2 separate regions of the Homo sapiens genome follow, and region 1 is linked to region 2. A link is an interaction called in ENCODE POLR2A ChIA-PET data of the cell type or tissue named here. Cell type or tissue: B cell. All regions are shown on one strand. Each heading gives the region's core, and the rest is flanking DNA. Links, peaks and the distances in the headings are about the cores only.

Region 1 (10,868 bases), core at 1,556-9,555, 450 kb after region 2:
TGAGAGATCATGTTCCTCCTGTATCACTAATATCCTTTCTGCTTTGGAAACACTCTAGTTATTACGTGCATATTAGGGCTTCAGGTTTATTTTGGGCATTTGAGGGATTCAGATTTGATGAAGAATTGAAAATACTAGTGATCTGCACAAGTTTATACTGTGAGATAGCATGAGAACTTCAGAATAGAACCTCATTTCCTGATTTCAGCAGTGTAGCCTTGAAGAAATGGGAGAATCCAGGTTTCAGATACTCAGTTCCAAGTTGCAAACCTATTTAACAATGCCATGTAACCGTTTGAATGACCTTGGAAAACTTGCTTAACCTTCCCAAATACTTTCCTTTTCTCTAAGTGGGGGAAAATCTATCTCACGGTTGATTATATTTAATCAGTATAGCTAACATATATTGAATACTTGCTATGTGCTTTTCTAAACCCTTACCAAATACCTTTTAGTCCTCAAAAAGCAACGCTTAAGGCAGATACTGCTGTTATTCCCATTTCCTCAAACTTGAGGAAACTGAGGCACAGAGAAGTTAAATAATTTATCTAAGCTCTTATAGCTAGTAAGCAGTAAATTAGGAACTCTGCTACCTCTCAGCAGCATAATGAATTAACTTACATAAAGCATCTAGGACAGTGCCCAGCATGGAAAAAAGACTCAAAGATGGATTTGTTAAGAACTATGCAGGGGCCAGGTGTGGTGGTTCATGCCTGTAACCCCAACACTTTGGGAGGCTGTGGCAGGCGGATCACTTAAGGCCAGGTTTTGAGACCAGCCTGGCCAACATGGCGAAACCCTGTCTCTACTAAAAATACAAAAATTAGCTGGGCGTGGTGGTGCACACCTGTAGTCCCAGCTACTCGGGAGGCTGAGGCACGATAATCTCTTGAACCTGGGAGGCGGAGGTTGCAGTGAGCTGAGATGGTGCCACTGCCCTCCAGCCTGGGCCACAAAGCGAGACTCTTGCCTTTAAGAAAAAAGAAAATGAAAGAAAAAAAAAACTGCAAGGTCTGAGATTTTACTCTACTTATAAGCTAATAAGTTAGTCTATTATTGTTTTGTAGATACTAGCAGAAAATAGGAGACTTCATGAAATTGGCACACTAATCCGCTGGCTTGTAAGTAGAGTAAAATTCCCTTCATAACTACACTTAAGGCCACAGCTTATTCATAGATACATATATATGAAAAAGTGTATAGCTTTTTTTTTTGTTTTTGAGATGGAGTCTCGCTCTGTCACCCAGGCTGGAGTACAGTGGTGCAATCTCTGCTCACTGCAACCTCCACCTCCTGGGTTCAAGCAATTCTCCTGCCTCAGCCTCCCGAGTAGCTGGGATTAACAGGCATGTACCACCATGCCCAGTTAATTTTTTTTTTTTTTTTTTGGTAGAGATGGGGTTTCACCATGTTGGCCAGGCTGGTCTCAAACTCTTGACCTCAGATAATCTGCCTGCCTCGACCTCCCAAAATGCTGGGATTACAGGCGTGAGCCACCACGCCTGGCCTTTTAAGTTTCTCTGTAAATTAATAGTGAGACATGAATCATTTATTGCAGGTAGCCTTAGGTTAGGTGCTGTGGAGGATAGGGCATAAATAGAGATGGCTCCTGCCCTTTACGAAGCATCAGTCTGTTGGGGCACATGAGGCATGTACTTGAATAACTCTAGTACAAGGTAGAATATTGTTAGTGGCTTAAGGAAAATTTGGACAAACTATGGGAGATGAGACAAAGGAGGAAAAGTAATCCTGCCTAACTGTAGGCATTAGAAACAGAGACTCCCCTTGCTTTATCTCTAAATTAGAATCACAAATGCGTAATCTTTTCAGGGTAAAAATGTGTCATCTTTAAAGTCTGTTTCAGATATATTTTAAATTACTATTTTAAATGAATTCATATGGAAAAGTCGTGGGAGCTTAAGGCCTTGTTTAAAAGGGAAAAAACAACTGAGTCTTTTTAGATTAATCAAAAACTATCCTCTTCCTTTGGAGAGGAGAGAGTGTTTGTCACACGCGGAATGAAGTGCCATGTTCTTTGAGGCACGATTTGTATGCCATGGGGAGGAGGGAGTCCGTTCAAGAGAATGGATTCCCTGACAAGCTACGTTTGCCAGAATATTCCAAGACATGTTTTAGAAGCTACCTATGGCATTAACATCATAACGCCTAGAGAGGATGAAGATCCCCACCGACCTCCAACATCGGAAGAACTGTTGACAGCTTATGGATGTAAGTTGTGATTCATCAGAAAATGTGAACAAAAGTAACAGTATACCTAATGAATAGAAATAAGAATAGTAATAGTACTAGAATTGCTGTTCTGCAAAGATACACATTTATAATATTTCTTCAGCATTTTTCAAGCCATCTTTCGTCTCTGTGGGCCTTGCCTACAAAGTAACCTAAAGTGCAAAAAGCTTTTAGGACGTTTGCTGCTTTGATGGTACCCACGTGCAGCACAGGGGTTCTCATCGTAGGCTGTGTTGGCTCTTTCTGGAGTCGTCTCCCAAACAAGAAGAAAGCGGATGTGTGGAAGAAAATGAATCCGCACGCCACAGCGAGGCAGGAGAGTTAGGAGGGGAGCACCAGAAGGGAGACCCCTCAGAGACGGGGACAGAGTGGAGCTTGGTTAGGATAGGGGCACAAAGCATCCTCCTTCCTCTCCCATCAGCCCCTGTAAACTTATTTGACATTAAGATGAGTCCACAGCTCTCCCACCTCTGTGTTTTATCCCAATTCCACGTGGGAACCTATGATTTCTTGCCTTAAATGTAAACTTTAAAGGTGGCCTGGAGAACCTTGTGTCTACCTAAAAAAAAAAAAAAAAAAAAAAATAGCAGTGTGGGAAACATTTCCGTGCGTGGGTGACTTGCCTTTACAGGGATTGCTGCTGGTTGGGAAGGAGTTCAGCTTATTTGAGTATTTACTGGCAGAGAAAGGTGAAAGGTGATTTGATATGAATCACACTTAAACCTTGAACTTAGAGACTCTAAAGAGGATAAATACTAAACACTTGTGGTAAGACTATTCTAATTACAGATTCATAGAACAAGAAAAGACCTTAAAGATCACCTCACCTCCTAGCCCCTGCTTTTAAGAGTAATCATCCGAACTCAGAGCCTGAGCTGACCCAAGGTGAGGTGGCTGGTCAGTGGAATAGCCTGGGTGAGATCTCCCTGCAGGATGTTAGCCTGCAAAATGCAGAAAGGTGGACTTCCACCAAACTTCCAGTTTGATTGTACTTCCGATACAACTGAAAATAATGTGAGTCTTTTAAGATGTTTCATCTAATGCTGCCTGATAAAATCAGAGTAAGGAAAAAGCCAGTTTGTAAAAGCAAATGACCACACGTACAATTTCTAAGTTCACTATCTGCAAGTCCATATAGAAGAAAATCTCTGACAGTAAATTTTCAAAGATATTGCCAGATTACTCTCATTTTACTTTGTATTTCTTTAAATACTAGTGAAGTTGAGCATCTTTCCAAATGTTTTGTGACCATTTATTTTTCTTCTGGGAATCACATTTTCCTATACATGGTTCTGTCTTAATGATTTGTAAAAGTTCTTTGTTATATGTGCTACACATTTTTTCCAATGTTAATTTATGGTTTCTTTGGCCCCAAAGAAGTTGACAATTTTAATAGACTATATTTTTCCTTTTTGGTTTGACTGGGTTTGGTGTTTTACTTGGGAAGGTCTTCTCCCTCCCAAAAAGATAAAACTATCTTCCTGTAATATTTACTTACTTTTTTAACATTTAGATTTTTAATCTGACGAAATTTATTGTTGTATATTGTGTAAATTAGGATTCTAACTATTTTCTTCGAAACTGGAAAAGCCAGTCGACAGCTAGTATGTGAGGGAACTGAGTTTTGAACGCAGCCTGTCTGCTGAAGCCGTGTTCTTAACCACCATGCTTCGCTGCTTTTCTAATTGAGTTAGTATTAAAGGGATCTTACTGGGGAAAAAAATGTAGGTACATCATTCAGTAAGAAAACTTCTCTGTTGCTTTCTGTTTTGCAAGTAGTATTGATAGCGTAGCATTCTCCTACAGGTAGCCTCCATGAATAAATGTTTAAAATAAGGAGGCTGGGTGTAGTGCCTCACGCTTGTAATCCCAGCACTTTGGGAGGCCGAAGTGGGTGGATCACCTGAGGTCAGGAGTTCAAGACCAGCCTGAACAACGTGGTGAAACCCCATCTCTACTAAAAATACAAAAAGTAGCCAGGCGTGGTGGCATGCGCCTGTAATCCCAGGTACTTGGGAGGCTGAGGCATCAGAATTGCTTGAACCTGGGAGGTGGAGGTTGCAGTGAGCCAAGATTGTGCCTCTGCACTCCAGCCTGGGCAACAGAACGAGACTCCATCTCAACAAAAAATAAAATAAAAATAAAATAAAGAGAAGAAATAACTGGAGTAGAGAGAAATCGAATTTGTCTTTCATAGCGTGGTGCTAGGTGGCATTTTTAGGATATCAGATATAAGTAAATATTCTCCTGGATTATCTAGTGTTTTTAATGCTAAACAATATATATTCTACAATGATACCTAATTTTTTAAAATCCAAGAGTAAGAATGCTTAGTAATAGAAGCTACATCACCTCAGTTGTCTTTGTTGTGATATTCTGTCATCTAAGATTTTGCAAAATTCTTTTCTCTCCACAGACATGCGAGGATTCATGACAGCGCATGGACAGCCAGACCAGCCTCGATCTGCGCGCTACATCCTGAAGGACTATGTCAGTGTAAGTGAACCCTGCCTCTCATGCTCTCCAATACACAAGTCTTTTCCACATTCTGCGTTCTTAGATAATGGTAACCTGTTCGATTATAAAGGAAATATTTTTTCATTGAAACTGGAGTTGTGTTCTTGATGTAGGGTAGTTAACATTATATGGATTATAGACATTACAAAAGATGGAGATCTCTGAACACCTATTATGAGTGAAAATCACCAATATATGCATCTGGCTTTTTTTGTCTCCTACAGCCCTTTGCTTGTTATGATTGCAACTATTGTCACAGTCTTCTTTGTAGTATAGCTGTTTATATGCCTATCTCTATATTTGCCTAGTAACGATAACAGCTAACATTTCTTGAAAGCTAACCCTGCTAGAAATAGTTCTGTTTTACGTGCGTCTTCTCAGTACAAATATGTAACAAGTCTGTGAGATTACTATTTCTCCTTTTCAAATGAGAACATGCTATTTGGGGGTTTCCCCATAGTAAAATGGAGATGAACAGGGCCTATCTCATGAGATTATTATGGGAAATAAATGAAAACTCTGTGTGTGTGTGTGTGTGTGTGTGTGTGTGTGTGTGTGTGTGTGTGTCTGTCTGTGTGTGTGTGTGTGTGTGTGTGTGTGTGTGTGTCTGTCTGTGTGTGTGTGTGTGTGTGTGTGTGTGTGTGTGTAGCACTAAGCTCAATGCCTGGCACATAATGAGCCCCCAGTAATTGTTATCTATTAAGTTTCTTTCCACAAATAAGCATTACAGGGCCCTGTTAATAACCAGTTGTGAGGATTTGGCTTTATTTCCTCCTCTTCTCAAGACCACATCGGTGGAGCTCTTGGAGCTCAGTGGCAACCATATGGGCTTGCCTTCAGTTCAGGAAGAAAGCAGTTCATGCTATTGGTATGGATAAGTCATGTATTCGTTTACCACTTACTGTGGAGGATGTAAAGATGAGGTAAAAATAGTCACAGCCTTCAGATCATTTATGATGGAAAGAGGCAGACTTGCACCCAGTGAGCAACTGCAACCCCACATACAGGAGTCGAGGAACTCTCCTGACTTTAACAGTCTAACCCGGCATTACCGTAACTGTCCAGTTATGTCTTGAGTTTTGTTTTGGAAAATATTCACCATAAGTATGATCATGTCCGTATACTGAAGAATACTTGAGTGGGAATGCAAACGAGAAAAGAAGAAAGAGATTTCATCCTAGTCTGGGGCGCCATGGGAAGAGCTAGGTCTCTAGAACACTTTGACCATTGATGTATTAGAAAAAGGACTCTTCAGCTGCAGTAGACCAAAACTCAACTCAGCTAACTTAACCAGAAGGCAGAAAGCTCCATCAGAGTGTGACTGGGTGGAGCTGTCTCCTCTGAGGCCACAGATGGCACTTAGGCTGCACTGTTGTCATTCATGTTGTCTTTGTAGGGTAAGCTGCTGTACTGCCATCCTCCTCCTGGAAGAGATCCTGTAACTTTTCAGCATCAACACCAGCGACTCCTAGAGAACAAAATGAACAGTGATGAAATAAAAATGCAGCTAGGCAGAAATAAAAAAGCAAAGCAGATTGAAAATATCGTTGACAAAACTTTTTTCCATCAAGTAAGTTTTAAAGCTTTTCTTAAACTTCTGATCCAACACTCTTTTTATAACAGCTTTATTGAGTATCACATGCCATAAACACATTTTATTAACCCCAAAAAGGGTTTAATAATTCCAAAAAGGGTTTAATAATTCCCAAAAGAAACCTTATTTATTTATTTATTTATTTATTTATTTATTTATTTATTTTTATTTTTTTTTTTTGAGACGGAGTCTCGCTCTGTCGCCCAGGCCGGACTGCGGACTGCAGTGGCGCAATCTTGGCTCACTGCAAGCTCCGCTTCCCGGGTTCACGCCATTCTCCTGCCTCAGCCTCCCGAGTAGCTGGGACTACAGGCGCCCGCCACCACGCCCGGCTAATTTTCTGTATTTTTAGTAGAGACGGGGTTTCACCTTGTTAGCCAGGATGGTCTCGATCTCCTGACCTCATGATCCACCCTCCTCGGCCTCCCAAAGTGCTGGGATTACAGGCGTGAGCCACCGCGCCCGGCCGAAACCTTATTTATTAGCAGTTACTGCCTGTCCCCTTTTTTCCCCCAGCCCCTGCCAACCAATAATCAATCTTTATGAACAGATTTGCCTGTTCTGGAGACTTCACGTGACTGGAATCATACTGTGTGCTCTTCGTGACAGGCTTCTTTCATTTAGCGTGGTATCTTAAACATTCATCCATGTTGTAGCCTGTGTCAGTATTTCAGTCCTTTTTATTACCGAATAATGTTTCATTGTATAGATATGCCACATTTTGTTTATCTATTTATCATTTGAGGGACGTTTGGGTTGTTTCCACTTTTTGGCTACTATGAATAATGGTGTAATGAACACTTGTGTACAGGTTTTTGTGGAGACATGGATTTCGTCTCTCTTGAGTATATACCTCGGCGTGGGGTTGCTGGGTTGTATTGCAACTCCATGTTTAACATTTGAGGTATTGCCAAACTTTCCAAACGTGGCTGTGCTGTTTTACATTACTCCCAGTGATGTAGGAGGTTTCTAATTGTCTCCTCATCCTTGTCAATGTTTATTATTTCCCATTTTTTTTTTATTTTAGCCATCCTAATACATGTGACGTATTGCATTATAGTTTTGATGAGTATTTCCCTAATTACTAGTGATGCTGAGCGTCATTTTATGTGCTCGTTGGCACATGTATATTTTCTTTAGAGAAATGTCTATTATTAAGTTGTAAGAGTTCTTTATATATTCTGGATACAAGTCCCATATCAGATTTATGATTTACAAATATTTGCACCCATTTAGTCAGTTGTCTTTTCTCTGAGCCAACACATTTGGTGATAGAAAGTGCTAAAGAAACAGACTTCATAAATGTCTTCTGCACTTTAAAATATTGATAACTTCAGTTGCTTATATCACAGCTACAATTTGTAGGCAGTATTTTAAAGGTCAAATGTACATGCAAAAGAGCTAAATCACATAATTGTACCCAGTGTAGGTTAAAAATGTTTTTAAGTGACTACTATAGCGAAAATAGGACAGGGGTTAGGATGGGGTGATCAGCTATATCCAGAGAATGTTTTTGTATTTATCCCGTGCTTTATCTGCATGCCTTACACAATGAGCCTGTGAAGCAGGCCAAGCAAGTATTATTCCTTGAGGACACTGAGGCTCAAAGAGACTGAGTTACCCAAGGGCATGCTTTAAATTGCAAAGCTGGGATAAAACTTAGATGTTTGTAGCTCCTAGTTTGAATTATTTTCAAGTTGGTACATACCAGTATTTGGAAGAAAATTTACCAACATGCAAAAAGATTGCAAGTTTATTCTTGGGCCTACAGCTGTCATACAGAACATTTCATGTGAAATTTTAAATGTTTACAGGTTTCTAAAAGCTATGTACAAGAAAGCTGAAAACTTGTCATAATTTTAATATAATTCATATGTCTAAACTGTAACCTCTAGAGTAATATTTTACTATTATAAGTAACTTGCAAATCGTAGGGTACTAATTTTTTTTTTTACTAAGTAAACTTAAAATTTGTTTAGAGTCCATTTCTAATGTGGTTGAAACAGGTTAAGTTTTGATATTAAGACAAATTTCCAGAACACAGCTGGTATTAAGTCTAGTTGTAGATGGCATTTGAAAGTATGGGACTAAACAAAGTTGACGAGGGAATGAGGAGGGGGAAGAGATGAACTGAAGACAGAATGCTGGGGGGAGAAAGAGGACCAGTGAAGGGGAGGGGGGCGGAAGTTCACCCAGTGACTGACTCCTTTTTATCTTGAAGTGATCCACTAATAGTACTGTGCATATCCCTTAAAGGATAGCCTGCTGACAGCTCAGATAATGTTTTCTCTTATTTCCTAGGAGAATGTGAGGGCTTTGACCAAAGGAGTCCAGGCTGTGATGGGTTACAAGCCCGGGAGTGGTGTAGTGACTGCATCCACTGCGAGCTCTGAGAACGGGGCGGGGAAGCCCTGGAAAAAACATGGCAACAGAAATAAAAAAGAAAAAAGTCGTAGACTCTACAAGCACCTGGATATGTGAGGTTGGGCTGCAACAGAAATGTCATCTGCATTGTGCAGATGGAAAAGAGCAGAAGCTGCCTGTTGCCTGTGGAACCGTCCCAAGACACTAGCACTGTAGAACGGGCCCTGCTCTTGCAGAGCACGGCTGCACCCAACAGTCTCCATGTCAAGACCAAGGGCCTCCTGGAAACACCAACTCTGACAAAAAGGAGTCATCTGGGAGCCCGAGAATCCTACTCCTGGCCGGGCACAGTGGCTCACGCACCAACATGGAGAAACCCCGTCTCTACTAAAAATACAAAAAAATTAGCCAGGCGTGGTGGCGCGCACCTGTAATCCCAGCTACTCGGGAGGCTGAGGCAGGAGAATCACTTGAACCAGGGAGGCAGAGTTTGCAGTGAATGGAGATTGCGCCGCTGCACTCCAGCCTGGGCGACAGAGTGAGACTGCATCACAAGAAAAAAAATTTGCAAGGGATGGTTCACGAGACACATTTGGGACGAAGGTGAAAGAGAAATTCCCCATTCTGAGTGTCCTAGTTGGGTTCCTCCGACTCTAAACAAGGGACTTGGGTTCAGTTAGTGTACAGCGGGGGCTCACGTCCACTAAGGAACATGTAGAATGTAACCACCGGGTGACAGGGAAGCTGCGGTATTTACTACCTAGCCCCCATCTTCACTGGTTATTCCACTTATTTAAAATGTCCAGAATAAGCAAATCTCCATATAGAGGAAGTAGATTAGTGGTTGCTTCGGGATGGGAGGAATGGGAAGATTGAGGTCTTTCTTTTGCAGTGATAAAAATGTCCTAAAATTGACTGTAGCGATGGTCACACAACTCTGAATATGCTTAAGACCATTGAATTACACACTTTACGTTGGTGAATTGTATGGTATGTAAATTATAGTTCAATAACATAGTTACAAAAGATAATCAAAAGCATGAAAGCACTGTTGATGTGGTTTGGATCTGTGTCCTCACCGAGTCTCATGTTGAAATGTAAGCCCCCTGGTGGGAGGCGATGGGATTATGGGGCAGAGTCCTCACGAACGGTTTAGCACCACCCGCTCAGTGCTGTTCTCCTGATATTGAGTCCTCATCACATCTGGTTGCTTCAAAGTGTGTGGTGCCTCCCCTCTGTCTCCCTCCTGCTCTGGCCATATAAGATGTGCCTGCTTCTCCTTCGCCTTCTAACATGATTGTAAGTTTCCTGAGGCCTCCCTAGAAGCAAAAGCTGCTGTGCTTCCTGTACCATCTACAGGACCGTGAGCCAATTAAACCTCTTTTCTTTATAAATTACTGTCTCTGGTATTTCTGGTTTTCTTTTTTTTTTTTTTTTTGAGACGGAGTCTCACTCTGTCGCCCCGGCTGGAGTGCAGTGGCATGATCTCGGCTCACTGGAACCTCCCTCTCCCGGATTCAAGCAACGTGCCCTCCCAGAAGAGAAAGCTGTTGAGCTGCTGGCCTGTCTCCGCCAGGCGGCTGGGATTTATGGTCACCATTGGCTGCCCACTCCCGTAGGGCCGCCCAGGCCGCTGCAGCCTTTCCTTCAGAAGGACGGTGCCTGAGGTCCTGCCACCTCTGCCAACAGGAAATGCCTTTGAGCAGTCACATCACTGCCCACTGTCCAGGAGGACAAGTGCTGCGGTCCTCTTGTTAGTTTTTCTTTTTGGCTAACTCTGAACCATGGCCAAAAACATTATCTTTAGCTCCTGGGCAGCTGCTGGACCTCTGAGGAGCCTGGTTAAGGAACTGATTCATTTCCTGAGGGCCGACCACGTGCAGAGCCCTGTGGAAAGTACAGGGAGAACCTGGGCAGGGTTCTAATGACCCAGAGGGAGCTAGTTAGAAGATACCGTCCAAAGTGTTCACGGCAGGATGAAGTCCCGACTCCCTCGCTACCGAACGCTGACCGTCTCGCCTCCCCTCCTGCAGGTGCTGCCCTCCCTCTGCTATTTGCCTTTCTCCCTATACCATCTCTTGCCGCCTCCAAGGGCCTCTGCAGAGCTGCTGCCATGGCCTTGTTGCCAAAAGCAAACATTCTC
Region 2 (9,419 bases), core at 1,420-9,419:
CCTCAAAAGACAGGCTCTCAGGCCTTGTCCCAGGCATCCCAATACTGTTGGTCTCCAAAGCTGCGTTTTGACCATGTACCCAAAGTGATTCTGGCTTGTAGCTAGACTTGCGAATCAAAGAACCAAATGGTTTATTCTAACTGTAGACACTGGGAAAGGGACTGCAAACTGATATTCCACAGACCAGACAGAAGAGGGTTTTTGGTGTGGGGTTTTTTTTGTTTGTTTTTGTTTTTGCCTGTAGCATTTTGTTGTTGTTGTTACTTTGTATTAGTTGCCAACATTTAAAATCAAGGTATTCCGTAGCTTTCCTTTAAAACTCAGAAGTCAGGATGATACTAGGCCTGCCTTTTCTCCAGAACCCCTGGCCTCAGCTGAACAGCAGCAGCCTCTCTCAGGTGGTCGTGCCACGCTGTCTGGATCTCCCGGGTCCCCGCCTCGTCCCCACTGCCTTGCTCTCTGGGAGCTTGAGGTTGTGATCCCCTGCTCAGTGAACACATGGTCGTGTGAGCAGCTGAATCTCACATACCCTTTCCCAGCAGGCAGCATGAGTCCACTGCTGCCCCACCCCCTCCCCGCAAGGGAACTGCTCACCTGGGCACTGCTGCCTGGGAAGTGAAGTATTGTAGAAAGAAGAACTTAAGCTGAGGAATGATTGGGACTCAGAACCATCTCCTCTGCTTGCTACTTCTTGTCTTTGAACCACTTCTTCATACTTCTGTTTCTGTTCCTAGAGCCTCGTTTTCCTCTCATGGCATCTGCCCTCTCATAAAATACACACACACACACACACACACACACACACACACACACACACACACACGGAGCCCTCATCACCGTCATCACCGTCACAGTGGGTGTGTGCTCCCAAAGGGCTTCTACTCATCAGTAGATTTCATGGGCCCGACCTCCCATTTTCCTTTCCCCATTGCTCCCATTCTAAACTGTGGGTCCATCTGTATGTAATGTCTAAAAAGGCGCCCAAACACCAGTTGGAAATAGTTGTTATAGGAAAATGTATTCAGAATTCCAAACAACAGACTTAAAGTGATGAACTTCTAGTGCGTCAAACCTTTCTCCCCTCGTTGGAGAGGCCACAGGGTTAGGCAGGAGCATAGGGACTCTCAGCCTGTGCTGGCCTTTCTCAGTAATCAGAAGCATATGACCCCAGCTAGTATTTTCAGCTAGTTATGCCAGGGACTGTCTTTTATTCCATGAGGTCAAAGGACACACTTGGAATTGGTCACCTGACAAGATTGCATTGTTTCTCTAATTTTTTTTTCCCTAGTTTCTCAGGGCCTGAATTTCATTCCTCTTGCCCAGTGACTTCCCCTTGATGGATTCTAAAGGTCTCACAGAACAGCACCTCTTCTGTCATTTATCTGAGTCTAGGTAAAGGCACAGCGACAGTGAATGTAAGGGCCTTTAAAAGGCTTCAAAAGACAAAGAACATGTTCCTATTTAAAATTAATTTCTCTCTTGTTTTACCTACACTGATTCTTTCTAGGTTCTGAGTGTGTGTGATTTAGGCCCATGCAGCCTCTAACAAATGCAGAAGAGATGGACGCAGGCCGCTGGTGTGGGGTGATGGACGCAGGCCGCTGGCGTGGGGTGATGGACGCAGGCCGCTGGCGTGGGGTGATGGACGCAGGCCGCTGGCGTGGGGTGATGGACGCAGGTCGCTGGCGTGGGGTGATGGACGCAGGTCGCTGGTGTGGGGGTGCATTCCTGCACTCCTGTTTTTCTGTCACAGAACCACCAGTGGCCCAGCATTAACTAAACTAGGCCCAGCCTCATGGCCTGGAATTCCAGTCTGTTATCTGGAGCAAATCAGCATTTCCGTCCAGCGTTCCTAGGCTCCCTTTTATCTGCCCCCCACAGCACTGACTGTTACTAGCGTGAGCCGCCACTTCTCCCCGTTCAGTGCAGGCTGGCAGTACGGGGTTGATTCCTTAGACATATAAAAATCTGGCAAAATCAGAAAACAGTCATTCTCACTTCACACCTGATAGAATAGCCATTGTCAAAAACACAAGAGATAGCCACTGTTGGCGAGGGTGTGGAGAAGAGGGAGCCCCAGCACGCTGCACCGTTGGTAGGAATGTAGGTTGGTACAGCCATGATGGAAAACAATATGGAAATTCCTAAAGAAATAAAACTAGAACTACTATATGACTCAGCAGTCCTTCTTCTGGGCATTGACCCAAAGGAAATGAAATCACTACCTCGTAAAGATAACTGCTCTCCCGTGCTCACGGCAACGTTATTCACAGTAGCCAAGATACGGAAAGAACCTAAATGTCTGTTGATAGATGAATAGAGAAAGAAATTGTAACATACAAGACACACACACACACACACAAAACGGAATATTACTCGGCCTTTAAAAAGAAGGAGTCATACCATTTGCCACAGCGTGGATGAAACTTGGAGGACATTATTGCTAAGTGAAATAAGCCAGACACAGAGAAAAAATATGTCGCATGATCTCACTTATATGTAGAATCTTTTTAAAAAGAGGAAAAGCTGAATACACAGCGGTAGAGAAGAAAATGATGGTTACCGTGGCCACGGCGAGGGTGAGGGAGGAAATGGGGAGATACCAGTCAGGGGATACAGCGTAGCAGACGTGTGGGATGAACGGGTCTAGAGGGTTCATGTGTGACATGAGGGCTATCATCCATAATATCGTATTCATGAATTTTGCGAAAAGAGTTTGTTTTAGGTGCTCTTGCCACACACACAAAGATGAGTAACAATGTGAATTGATGGATATGTTAATTTGCTTGACTATTGTAACCATTTCACTACCTGTGTATTTCAAAATATCATGTTGTATATCTTACATAGAATTCAGAAGACATTCATTCTATTCTGTTGGAAAACATAGACTCAGATATACCAGACAATTCTCTTTTTCCCCCTCCCCTCCCCTCCCTTTCCCTTCCCTTCCTCCTTCCATTCCTCCTCTCCTCCCTTCCTCTTTCTCTCTTCCTTTTTTTCTGTTTCTTTACTTTCTTTCTGTCCTCCCTCCCCGCATCCCTCCCTCCCCCGTCCCCTCCCCTCCCCTCCCTTTCCCTTCCCTTCCTCCTTACATTTCTCCTTTCCTCCTTTCCTCCGTTCCTCTTTGTTTCTTCCTTTTTTTCTGTTTCCTTACTTTCTTTTTCTTTCTTCCCTCCCCTCTCCTCCCCTCCCCTCCCTTCCCCTCTCCCCTTTTTTTTTCAATAGAGATAGGGTCTCGCTACATTTCCCAGGCTGGACATAAAGCCCTGGGCTCCAGCAGTCCTTTTGCCTCAGCCTCCCAGGTAGCTAGGATAACAGGAACACACCACAGCACCCGGCTCAGATGTATTTTTTGCTATATCCCAATTTCATATATTTCATCTTTAAAAGGGGCCAGATGTTATCATTTTCATTCAGGAAATATGTTAATTAGAGCTACATGTATAACTGCCATATTTTATCCAAATCTCACTGAAATATGTAGTATACAAAAGGAATGTCCCTGGGACTTACTAATGTTTTAAAATATTTATGAAAGTGATAGCAGTTGTGTGCATTTCTAGAAAAAGTAATAAATGGGAAGGAAATGGTTTTGCAAAAGAGGATGTGTTTACCCATTTCATCATCATGATGCCCTGAGAGTAAAGATACTAACCAGCCAGAGAGATTCTGTTTTTTCCTAATGTGATTTAAGAGATTTTGATGAAGGTGGCAGTGGGGGTACAGTGTTTAATTAACTAGTACATGTTCTCCTTAATTGCTCCCAATCAATTAAGTCGAACATTCAAGCTGGGGGTACCTGCCCAAGCGCCGTAAGGACGGCATAGCACTGGCAAGAGGCCTGGCGGCTCTGAAGGTGACATATTATGTACTTGTCATAGCCTCACTGTCACGTGCTGGGAGGTGCTTTGTGGATTACAGCAGTGAGGCTGGGGAGCTGCTGGGATTGCGCCAGAAGCCCTTCACAGAGACTGGCAGAGGCCTTGGCTGTGGGCCGCTCTGTGGAACCTATAGCTGTCTTGGAAAAGGCTAGTTATATCCTTGCAGTTGGACAGTGAAAGTATACCTGTCTAGACTAGTTCGCTTCAGTAAATTTGGACTGAGTCCCTGCTTTGTGCCAGGCACAGGGTTAGGCAGCAGGGATATCCGATATAAAAAGACACAGTCTCTGTCCCCAAAGAACTCACAGTTTAATAGGACAGAAAGGGATGTAGGATCAGTATAAACCCCACAACCATAGACATAGTCCAAGGCTTGGGGGCGAGGAGGGAGCTGAACAAAGGACATGGCCTGTGAGCTGGGTTTTCGTGACAAGAAGTTTTCTGGTGGACGAGGAGGGAGAAGGGCACCACAGCCTCAGTGAGGGTAGCGTGTGTAGGCCCAGGAACTTGGGTCTGGGTGGAGTACAGGGGAGAGTGCCGGGGAGAGTGCCAGGGAGAGAGGAGGAGGAGGCTGGCAGGGGTAGAGGCCACATCACCGGGAGCCTTATGTGTTGGGCTAAGGTGACGTTAATTCTATAGGCACTGAGGAGCATGACATTAGCCTGATGCCAGGGCAGAAGACTCTGCAGATGCCTGCCTTCTGGGGGAGGCGCTGTGATGTGTGTGCTAAATGTGTCCCTCCTTGTCCTGGCCAAAGCACACTGTCCGGTGCTCTGGTGGGTAAAACTCCTGCTGTACCTGGCTTCCATGCCATATAGGCCACACTTTCCCAGATAGGACCCCATGCTAGGTGTGGAGGCAGGAGATTCGGAGACCAGTAGGAAACCAGCCCTGTCCATCTGGCCGTCAGACATCCACAGAGGATGAATAAAGGAGGGACAGACATGGCTGGGCCACTCCTTGCCTGTCGCATGAAGCAGGGGGAACGGTGGTGGCGGGGAGATTGGTTTCAGGTGCAGGATCTCAGACAGCTTTATGCAGGGACTGGAAGTTCCAGATTTGCAAATTTGGAAGTTCCAAATTTCCACTACTTTATTCTATAGATATTTATTGTACTTTATTTAGTCTGTCTTCTTTTTTAAGTAAGACAGGGAGAATTTTTCTCTTCTCCCTCCATTTTGTGCCCAGTGAGAAACAGATCCCAATTATTGACTGAAGCTACACTTTAGAAACAACTTTTTCTTAAGAACTTTTACACTGAACAAGATTCAAATATAGTTACTGCATTTTTTTTTTTTTTTTTTTTTGAGACAGAGTCTCGCTGTGTCGCCCAGGCTGGAGTGCAGTGGCGCGATCTCAGCTCACTGCAAGCTCCGCCTCCCAGGTTCACGCCATTCTGCAGCCTCAGCCTCCCCAGTAGCTGGGACTGCAGGTGCCCACCACCACGCCCGGCTAATTTTTTTGTATTTTTAGTAGAGACGGGGTTTCAACGTGTTAACCAGGATGGTCTTGATCTTCTGACCTCGTAATCCACCCGCCTCGGCCTCCCAAAGTGCTGGAATTATAGGCATGAGCCACCGCGCCCAGCCCAGTTACTGCATTTAATTCTTCGTCAGATGGTTCTGTCTTTGCTAACTTGCACAGGGAAAGGGGCTTGTGAACACCTTTATTATGGAGAATGGATTTTACTTTCAGCTGACTTGACTGCGTCCAGGCTGACAGCACAGGCCCCAGATGGTGGTGCTGGTTTGGGAGGCACTGTAATGTGTGTGCTAAATATGTCTCTCTGTGGTCATGATGCCTGGGTGGTGATGGACACAGATCATGGCTGTCCAGCTGCTACCCCACACGTGAGTCCACGCACCTGCGCCAGGGTCAACCTCGTATGTGTGAAGCTGAGCACGTTTATTTATTTCTTAGAGTTTATTATTTTAATCTCTTGGGAAGGGAGAGGGAGAGGAGAAAATAGACCCTCTTCAACAGCAAGCGGTTGTTTGAGAACGCGGTGTCTGTCTGCCATGTCCTCGGTTCCCCTGGTACATTCCACGTTAATTACACCGTACTCTGCTACCACAGTTTTTCCTTTGGTATCCACAGCTTTGGAAAGTAAATACATTGTGATTGTGGAATGGTCTGTGCTTGAAGCAATGAGATGGAAAGGGAGAAGCAGCAGCCCTGCCAAGCCAAGGGGCACATGTCCCAAGTCAACAGGGCCGCTCAGGGCTCGGGCAGAACATGGGACGGAAAGCCCTGAGGCAGCTTGGAGACCCCAGGCTGCAGGCCAGGAGGCCCAGGGAGGGTCCCACCCGTAGGTAGTGTTGGAATGAGGCAGAGAGTGAGTTTTCCAGTCCCTCTGATTGCCATCAAGAGGCACCAGGGCCTTAACTGTCAGAACCCATAGGAAAAAAATCACTTTCTTCTGATGACGGGCTCTGCAGCAGGGGCCAGCGCAGCGAGGAGGGCTCCCGAGACCTTGACAGCATCAAGGCCCGTGGCTTCACCTCCTCTGCCACTGTGAAGAGAGATTATGGTCAAATATATACATAACACAGAATTCGCCATTTTAACCTTTTGTTGTTGTTGTTGAGACAGTCTCTCTCTCTGTCTCCCAGGCTGGAGTGCAGTGGCACGATCTCCGCTCACTGCAAGCTCCGCCTCCCGGGTTCACGCCATTCTCCTGCCTCAGCCTCCCAAGTAGCTGGGACTACAGGCGCGCACCACCACGCCCGGCTAATTTTTTGTATTTTTAGTAGAGACAGGGTTTCAACATGTTAGCCAGGATGGTCTCGATCTTCTGACCTCGTGATCCACCCGCCTCAGCCTCCCAAAGTGCTGGGATTACAGGCGTGAGCCACTGCACCTGGCTCCATTTTAACCGTTTTGAAGTGTACAGTCACTGGCATTAATTCTATTCACAATGTTGTACAACCATCACCACCGTTTCTCGTATATGTGCATCACCCCAAACAGAAACCCTGTACCCATTCAATAATAACTTCCCATTTCCTGCCTCTCCCCAGCTCTAACCTGCCTGTGAGCGTGCCTGTTCTTGGTATTTCCTGTGTGTGGAATCATGCACATTTGTCTCCTCCGCCACTCTCTGCTGCCCCTAGGCCCAGAAGCACACTGTTCCCCTCCCGACCCGCCCCACTGCTGGGACTGTGGGACTCTGTGGGTCCTTCCTTATTCACCACCACAGTACCTTCCATGAGCCTTTCTCGGTTCCCCTCCACCAGTCTCATCTTTTCTTTGTCCAGACATTTGGTTTGAAGCGTCTTTCCTGCCCAGCCTGACTTCTTTGTGTGTGCGTGGTGGGGGGGTGGGGGCATTTGTGTGAGGGTCTTTTCTCCACTCACACTCCCCCGGAGAATCAGAAGCAGTTGTGTGGTCCCAGCGGAGGTGCTCAGGGCTGGGTTTTATCTTGGCGACTGTTCACAGGGTGCTCGCCATGCACTGAGAGGCAGCCGAGGACAGTCTTATCAGTGGGGGCTCCAGGCCAGGCTGCCTGGGTTTAAATCCAGACCTCACCACTTACTAGCTGGGGGGCTTTGACTCAATTCCTTAACCCTTGTAAGCCTCAGTTTCCTTGTCTATAAAGTGGGGATCATGATAATAACAACCTCATAAGTTTATGAAAGCTGAATGAGGTCACAGATATAAACACAACAGTGCTTGCATGTGGTGGCACGTGGTGCTAGCTACGTGTTGATACGCATTTGCTGCTGTTGTAACCCACACGTGGTGCTAGATACGTGTTGATACGCATTTGCCATTGCTGTAACCCGCGTCACAAAGTTTAGTGAGGATGAAATCATTGATATAAATTGTTTAAAAGGTGACTGGCATTTAGTAAATGTCAGCTACAGTATATCTCTCTGTCTGTCTGTCTGTGTATGTATTCTTATGTCAAAACCAACTCAGCACTGAGCCTGCTTCCAAGAACTGTCTCCAACTTAAAGTTGCCAGCAGTCTGGTTGAGGGGACTGGGCCACACCAGCAGCAGATTAAAAATGAACCGGCCTATATGTCTTGTTCCTTTCTTCAAGACAACAGGGACATGGGAAGTCCCAGCAGAGGGACGCCAGGGGAGCCCGTCTGAGGGGTCTGCTGGGCGGGAATCAGAACAGCCTGCCTTTGCCCAGCGCTCAGCGCAGCCTGACCATTTTCACCCCTGTTGTTTTTCTTATTAAATTGGGAAACAAATTATACAAATTTGAACTATTTCTAACCTCCAGCAAAAGGTAGTCACATTCTATCTCAATTTGGAAGACTGAGTGGGCATTACTGTTGACGTGAGTACCTACAGTTTCAGTCAAGATTCTCATTTTTTTAAACCCATGGAAGAAAATTATCCTCTATGGAAACCAAGCTTTACAAAGCTTGTCTCTATGTTCTGATTTTAATTGCCAGTTGAAAGGAAAGCTCAGCCTTGCTTGTTAAATAACTGTGTAAATATTACCAGGGCACTGAGAAGGCCTGAGGAGGAGAAGGAATGGTTTCCTTGCACATCTGTGCCTGAGAAATGAAGACTCAGACTCACTTCTGAAGAAACGAGTTCAACTTCAGATGGGAGGTTGAACTCCATTTTCCCGAAGGCCGAGGAAATGTATGCGTGTGTGTGTGTGTATCGTGTGTGTTTGTCAGCATGTGCGTCTGTTACGTACACGTGTGCGTATGTGCATGTGTATTATGTAAGTGCACATGGGCATGGTCGTGTATATATACGTGTGTGTGTTGGGGACGCACTGGGAACAGAGCATGGTGTCTGCGTCACATGTTGTTTCTCCGCACCTGGAGGCCTCTGAGTGCTGTGTCTGCGCCACTGTCACCAGCCTCCCCGTCTGGCCACACAGATCCTCCTGCTGTGCATGGGCTGCAGCCATGCTAGAGGGACCCTCCAATCTCCCCTAGGTGGCCCCAGGCTTAGCAGGTACTCTATAAAAGTATGTTGAGACAGTGTACTTTTCTGCTTAAGGTCAAAGGGCTTTGCTTTTGTCTGTGTGTGGAGAGCCGTGGCGGCTGGGAGAAGGCTGGGTGGGTGTCCATAAACGCGTGCTAAGGATGGAGCCATCCATCAACCTTATTTCTCCTCTTGCCTTTGCTTAGACCATAGCGTGGACACTGCTATATATTACATATTGAATTGGGTTCCCGGAGCCTCTGGCCTCTCCCCGGAAACAAGTAAGACCTTCTCTGAAGCTGCTTGAGTTCCTGTGGGCTGGAAACAGGGCAGGGAAAGAGAGGTTTGCTAACTGGTTCCTTCCCAGCCAGATGTGGTTAACGTGGCCTCTGAAAGCACCTTACTCATCCCTGTTGAGCTGCTGACCTGCAGCTCCACATGTACCCACTCTGATTCACTGAGACTCACTCCCCCTCCAGTGAAGGCTGCCCCACCCGCAGATCAGGGGACCGCACGTGTTAGGGCCTTACCTAGGGTTCCCTGGCCACTGCCGCCTGCAGGCCCTCGCTTTGTTGTGGCTCTTCCCAAGAGTCATCAGGCGCTGTTGCTCACGCATAAGCACACAGGTGACAAAG

What was found. Peaks named below come from ENCODE experiments on the same cell type or tissue, not always from the same donor. Only the 100,000 strongest peaks of a DNase experiment are listed, where the experiment ranks them.
Region 1: POLR2A ChIA-PET joins it to region 2 with 7 read pairs; 2 of 35 experiments call an interaction of 5 or more read pairs at or near these places.

Annotation. Positions count from the first base shown.
Region 1 is chr3:194,640,042-194,650,909 of GRCh38, reverse strand. It overlaps LSG1 (large 60S subunit nuclear export GTPase 1), which reads left to right. Exons shown (of 14, transcript NM_018385.3): 10 at 1-29; 11 at 2,106-2,229; 12 at 4,667-4,746; 13 at 6,164-6,337; 14 at 8,663-10,119. The coding sequence ends at 8,842. TMEM44-AS2 (TMEM44 antisense RNA 2) reads right to left here. Exons shown (of 2, transcript NR_186047.1): 2 at 3,481-6,235. Among named protein-coding and RNA genes, the nearest start is that of TMEM44, 12 kb to the right of the region's middle. In B cell, for the core only: no CTCF peak of the experiment used is centred there; a DNase peak (open chromatin) is centred at 5,199; H3K27ac peaks cover 1,195 bases.
Region 2 is chr3:195,095,603-195,105,021 of GRCh38, reverse strand. All of the region lies in intron 3 of XXYLT1 (xyloside xylosyltransferase 1), which reads left to right. It overlaps XXYLT1-AS1 (XXYLT1 antisense RNA 1), which reads right to left. Exons shown (of 4, transcript NR_104188.1): 3 at 9,315-9,419; 4 at 8,965-9,102. LOC124909476 (a long non-coding RNA gene) reads left to right here. Exons shown (of 2, transcript XR_007096226.1): 1 at 1-1,392; 2 at 1,508-2,170. Among named protein-coding and RNA genes, the nearest start is that of XXYLT1-AS1, 5.7 kb to the right of the region's middle. RefSeq lists enhancers at 1,185-2,384, 8,850-9,419. In B cell, for the core only: no CTCF peak of the experiment used is centred there; a DNase peak (open chromatin) is centred at 3,741; H3K4me3 peaks cover 522 bases; H3K27ac peaks cover 2,828 bases.